Linked DNA regions of Homo sapiens: region 1 is linked to region 2. A link is a contact called in ENCODE Hi-C or POLR2A ChIA-PET data. All regions are on one chromosome and are shown on one strand. Each heading gives the region's core, a stretch centred on a gene start or an enhancer-like site at or near the end of the contact. The rest is flanking DNA. Distances are from core to core; before and after follow the strand shown.

The links. Hi-C counts contacts between places; a loop is a spot of excess contacts on that map. ChIA-PET counts read pairs that join two places held with the same protein, here RNA polymerase II (POLR2A). Pooled maps may share reads with other maps.
Region 1: a pooled map shows a loop between it and region 2 (2.7-fold over the local background). The contact joins the enhancer-like site here to the promoter of SYNGR2 in region 2. A Hi-C loop is called at or near these places in 6 of 37 single-sample maps with no recorded cell type and 2 of 50 pooled maps. POLR2A ChIA-PET finds 5 or more read pairs at or near these places in 4 of 52 experiments (GM12878, Panc1, activated B cell and 1 more).

The regions. Positions count from the first base shown.
Region 1 is chr17:78,732,273-78,735,255 of GRCh38, reverse strand. All of the region lies in intron 1 of CYTH1 (cytohesin 1), which reads left to right. Among named protein-coding and RNA genes, the nearest start is that of CYTH1, 49 kb to the left of the region's middle. RefSeq lists an enhancer at 1,370-1,429. Within about 2 kb of position 1,680, at least 10 of the 41 ENCODE cell types and tissues checked have a DNase peak (open chromatin) inside an H3K27ac peak, as active enhancers do.
Region 2 is chr17:78,166,912-78,169,884 of GRCh38, reverse strand. It overlaps SYNGR2 (synaptogyrin 2), which reads right to left and starts at 1,304. Exons shown (of 4, transcript NM_004710.7): 1 at 1,170-1,304. The coding sequence starts at 1,268. RefSeq lists silencers at 842-1,001, 1,032-1,641.

The sequences.
Region 1 (2,983 bases), core at 431-2,930, 560 kb before region 2:
GGCTTCAAAAGTCAACATGAACTACCCTAATCAACAGTGGGAGTGATGGGGGTGGGGCATGAGGTTAGGGGCCGGGAGCTTAGAGGTAGAATTACTGAACAGCTTTGCTTTGACCAAGTAACCTTAAAGAACTGGTGCTTCTTCGCTTCCCTTACCCCCTCCCATGGTATTTCCTTGTGTTGTCACCTGGGACTGAAGGCAGTGTTGCCCTTTAAACCACTGCTAAAATAGATGCCCTTAGACATTGCCGTGAGAGACAGAGTGGCATTTAGGTAGGTGTAAAAGGAGGGGGACAAATGGAGTTTCCTCTGGCAGGTCCCTGAGATCCCAGGGGAGGGCAGAAGTTAAGAGTCAGTTATGCTTTCCATAGAGCTGCTTTTAACTAGACTTACGCCCTAAAGAACACGCCTAAGAAAGGGTATGTGGGGGTTTTTGAAAATATTCTTTAAGGAAGTCAGACTCTTCTGCTGCATTAATCTCAAACCCACAATTTTTAGGTTAAAAATATTGCTTTCTGGCTGGGCGCGATGGCTCACACTGATAATCCCAGCACTTTGGGAGGCCCAGGCAGGCGGATCACCTGAGGTCAGGAGTTCCAGACCAACCTAGCCAACATGGTGAAACCCTGTCTCTACTAAAAATACAAAAATTAGCCGGGTGTGGTGGCAGGAGCCCGTAATCCCAGCTACTTGGAGGCTGAGGCAGGAGAATAGCTTGAACCCAGGAGGCTGAGGTTGCGTTGAGCCGAAATCGTACCACTGCACTCCAGCCTGGGTGACAGAGTGAGACTTTGTCTCTAAAAAAAAAAAAAAAAAAAAAAAAAGCTTTTTTTTACCTGGTACATTGGTACATTGGTACATACATTCGTCAGTTTTCATTCTGTATATGTGTGTTAGTGAGAATTAACCAGTTTAATTAATTGGGCACTATTTTCTTAACTGCCATAAGTTATTATTATTTTTAGCTATTTAATCTTGTTAATGTCAGTCCCCCTTGATTTGCCTTTTTTTTTTTGAGACAGAGTCTCGCTCTGTTGCCGAGGCTGGAGTGCAATCTTGGCTCACTGCAACCTCTGCCTCCTGGGTTCAAGCGATTCTCCTGCCTCAGCCTCCTGAGTAGCTGGGACTGCAGGTGCATGCCACCACACCCGGCTAATTTTTGTATTTTTTGCAGAGACGAGGTTTCACCATGTTGGCCAGGCTTGTGTTGAACTCCTGACCTCATGTGATCCACCCACCTTGGCCTCCCAAAGTGCTGGGATTACAGGCGTGAACCACTGTGCCCGGCCTTGATTTGCCTTTGAACTCTCTCTTTGGCATCTCTTTGGGATAGATTCCAAAATCTTTGGTGTGGGACCTGAGGCCCTTCACAGGCAGACACTAAGCCCCCTTCAGGGTGCCAGTTCAGCCCTGCTGTGTCCTGGGCCTTGCCCTGTGGTGTGCCCATTGTTGCTGGCCTCTGTCACTTCCATACACTTTATCTTGCTTGGTATACACCATTCTGTTCTTGTCCATCTGGGGAATCCGTTGGTCCTTCAAGTTCTGGCTCACAGGTTGGCCCCTCTGAAGCCTCTTGGCATCGCCTGGAATTCTGTGAGTACTTGCTGCACTTGGCCGCTGTGGCCGGGTGTGCTGCTGCTACGGGCTTACATGCCTGTCCCCACTGGCCTTCACTTTCTGTGCAGGCCAGGGACTGGAGCTGTTTAAATCCCAGCTCCAAGCACAGGCTGCGCCTATGGCAGATGCTCAGTAAACGCTGAGCTGAAGTGAATCTGTGTATTTCAGTAAGAGAAAAAAAAAAGAGCTGAGGATGCAGCCGGTGACCGGAATGTGAATTGGGCTCTATTGGTAGTGTACCCGAGGTAGATTATTTGTACTCATTGAGTCTTTATCTTACCTGTAAACTGATGAGAACAGTGTATAGTTCATTGTCAGGAAATATGCAGAGTTACAGTTGAGCTTTGTTGGAAAATTTAAAAAAGTGGAAATGAGAAAACATTTTAAGCTGTAAGATAGCATGTGTGTATAAACTAGTATTATTTGTAGGAAAATATGCCAAATAGAATGAAGTATAGGCTTCCTCAGTGGGACACTGGATTTTCAGATTGCTTCTAAAATGCTGTCCTTGACGTGAACTTTCCATGTTATCCTTTTTTTTTTTTTTTTTTTTTTTTTTTTTTGAGATGGAGTCTCACTCTGTTGCCAGGCTGGGCGTGATCTTGGCTCACTGCAACTTCTGCCTCCCGGGTTCAAGTGATTCTCCTGCCTCAGGCTCCCGAGTAGCTGGGACTACAGGAACGTACCACCACGCCCGGCTAATTTTTGTATTTTTAGTAGAGACAGGGTTTCACCATGTTGGCCAGGATGGCCTCTATCTCTTGACCTCGTGATCTACCTGTCTTGGCCTCCCACAGTGCTGGGATTACAGGCGGGAGCCACCGCGCCCGGTGGTTATCCCATGTTTTAATGCGTGCCATGTGATTGTGGTAGTCTCTAGTTGGACAAGTTGCTCAGGTTGTGGTGTTTGCAGGAAGACCTGAGGTGCTGTAACTATCAATTCATATCCCCCTAGATATTTCTCACTCCCTTCCTTATGGATTTTGTATTTTGCAGAATCAGAAATGGTTACATCTTTATTTTTAAGCAGGAGCATGTTTGGCATTGTACAAAGCACACATCATAGCAAGAAACCTGTATCACCATCTGCTGTGACAAGTTTTGAAGAGGATTCACTCTGGTTTGAATTTTATAGGCTTTCCTGTTGAGTACACCAGAGATGAATGCTCACGGTATTACACAGAGGATTAGAACTGCCCTTTCTTCTTAATGAAGGTGAATAGAAACAAGGGCTTGGATTCTGCCCCTCTGAAGAAAGCTGACCCTTATCCATTATCTGAGTCTTTGTGTAGCCTCCCAAGTTTTCTCTTCATTATGGAATATGAAAGCACAGGACTGGCTGTGGGGGATCAAGACCCAAAGTCTGA
Region 2 (2,973 bases), core at 55-2,554:
TCCCACCCCACAGAGGGCCCTGCATGCACAGGGCACTACAAGGGGACTAACTCAGGCCTGTGGATACAGCTCTGAACTCAGACACCTGGAGGACCCAGGGTGGATGTAGGGGAGCTCCAGCCCCTTGGGAAGAGCCCCATACCACCTCCCTAAACTTGAAGGCCACCACCCACGCCTGCTCCACCTCAGCAGGTGTGGGACAGGTCTGTGAGCATCAGGATCCCTCTGGGATGGCCCCAGGACTCTCCCCTGCCAGTCCTGCCCTGTTGTCCCAGGGAGCTCTCCATAGGGCTCTGGAGCTGGCAGTCACAGGCCCCGCCCCCAGATGGAGATGAAGCCGGATCTCCGGGATGATGGGAGCAGGGTGCCCATCCAGGACTCCTGGCACTGCCATCCCGACCCACTGGGCACCTGATTCTTGGACACAGCCCAGGACAGAGGCGATCAGATCCCACAGCCTGGCTGGGAGCTGGTGTGGGCGCCCTGGAGGACCTCAGAAGCTCCAGGCCCAGGCATGGTCTGGGCACAGCAGGCCCACCTCTGCCTGCCCCCTCATGCCACCCCCTCCAGCTTTCAGGGCTGGCTGTCCAAGAACAGGCCCCCTCCCCGCCACACACACACACACACAAAACCTGGTTTTGGAGGTATTGCCCACCTTACAGGGAGGGGGTACATCTTGGGGTCCCTCAACTTCGGGTGGGAAGGCGGACCCGTGGCCTGCCCCGAGTGGGAAGGACACCCTGTTTCCGGGCGTTGGGTCGCCCCCCGCCCCCTCCCTTACCCCACGTGGCTTCGGAAAACCCCGTCCCGGTGAACTCCCCAATCTGGGAGTCGCGGCGTGCGGGCCACCTGTCCGGGAGCCGCCCCCAAACTCCTCCCACTGCCAGCGAGGCAGGGGCCCGCTCCCTGCGGAGATCCGGACACCCCGCGTCGGGGCGCGAGGCTGGGGGTGGGGTGGGTGGCGGGACCCGGGACCGGGAGGGGACAGCGGGACAGACTGTGGAGGGCGGGAAGGCGGGGCCCGGGACGCTGGACGCCGGCCCCGCTCGCCGCCAGGCCCCGGACGCGGCCGCCGCCACCTGTCGCGCTCGTGGGCTAGGGGCCCCGCCGGGCCTGGCGACGGAGAGGGGGTCCCCAGGGTGCCCTCGGCCCGCCCTCCCCGGGCTCACCAAGCACACGGCGCGCGCCACCACCTGCGGCTGCGTCAGGAAGCGCCGCAGGTCGAAGGAGCCGCCCGCCTTGGCCGCGCCGTAGGCCCCGCTCTCCATGTCGCCGTCGCCGCCGCTGCCGCCGCCGCGGAACGCAGAGGAACCTGCCCGGCGCCCCGCCCGACTCCACCCGCCGGGGGCGTGGCCAGGCGCCGCTAGGGACCGAGGGCAAAGTGCGGCCCTCGCGAGCGGCGGGCGAGCCGCGGGACTGCGCTTCTAGAGGCGGGGAGGGGCTGTGGCCGCGGAGCACCCGGGTCCACCCCACCTCGGGGTTGAGGGGCTAGTCTCCGGGCCACGCCGGCCGCAGCACGGACCAGAAAGGGTCAGAGAGTCCCCCGGGAAGACGGACGAACTGAGGACCGCTCACCCTCTTTGCCCCTGCCCTCCCACCGCCTCCTCTAGGAAGCCCACCACCTACCAAGAACCCACCCAGGCTCATAAGCAACCCCTCCCCCATCCCACTGAAAAACCCAGGCCACACCCTGGAGCCCCTCCCTGCCTGGCCTGCCACTCTTTCCTCCTCTCTGGGGCTAAGCCTGGGGTAGGGTCAAAGACCCCCTCCCCATTCCTCCTGGTCTGGGCAGAGCCCCAAGGCTGTGAAGGGCAGTGTGGCGTCACACTTAAGATGGTGTGCAAGGCCGGGAGCGGTGGCTCACACCTGTAATCCCAGCACTTTGGGAGGCCGAGGCGGTTGGATCACCTGAGGTCAGGAGTTCGAGACCAGCCTGACCAACATGGAGAAACCCCGTCTCTACTAAAAATACAAAAATTAGCCTGGTGTGGTGGTGCATGCCTGTAATCCCAGCTACTCGGGAGGCTGAGGCAGGAGAATCGCTTGAACCTGGGAGGTGGAGGTTGCGGTGAGCCGAGATTGTGCCATTGCACTCCAGCCTGGGCAACAAGAGCAAAACTCTGTGTCAAAAAAAAAAAAAAAAAAAAAAAAAAAGATGGTGTGCAAGGCCGGGCGCAGTGGCTCACACCTGTAATCCCAGCACTTTGGGAGGCCGAGGCGGTTGGATCACCTGAGGTCAGGAGTTTGAGACCAGCCTGGCCAACATGGTGAAACCCCGTCTCTACTAAAAATACAACAACAACAAAAAAATTAGCTGGGCGTTGTGGTAAGCGCCTGTAATCCCAGCTACTTGGGAGGCTGAGGCAGGATAATTGCTTGAAACCGGTAGGCAGAGGTGGCCGTGTGCTGAGATCGAGCCACTACACCCCAGCCTGGGCAACAGAGCAAGAGTCCATCTCAAAACAAACAAAACAAACAAACAAACAAACAAACAAACAAAACCAAAAACGAAAGTTAGCGAGGCGTGGTGGCAGCTACTAGCAGTCCCAGCTATTCCAGAGGCTGAGGTGGGAGAATTGTCTGAGCCCAGGAGGCGGAGTTTGCAGTGAACCAAGATCACGCCTTTGCACCCCAGCCTGGGTGACAGAGTAAGACCACATATCGGCCGGGCGTGGTGGCTCACGCCTGTAATTCCAGCACTTTGGGAGGCTGAAGCAGGCGGATCACGAGGTCAGGAGATCGAGAACACCCTGGCCAACATGGTGAAACCCCGTCTCCACTAAAAATACAAAAATTAGCTGGGCATGGTGGCGCGTGCCTGTAGTCCCAGCTACTTGGCAGGCTGAGGCAGGAGAATCGCTTGAACCCGGGAGGCGGAGGTTGCAGTGAGCCGAGATTGCACCATTGCGACAGAGCGAGACTCCATCTCAAAAAAAAAAAAAAAGAAAAGACCACATATAAAAAAATATATAT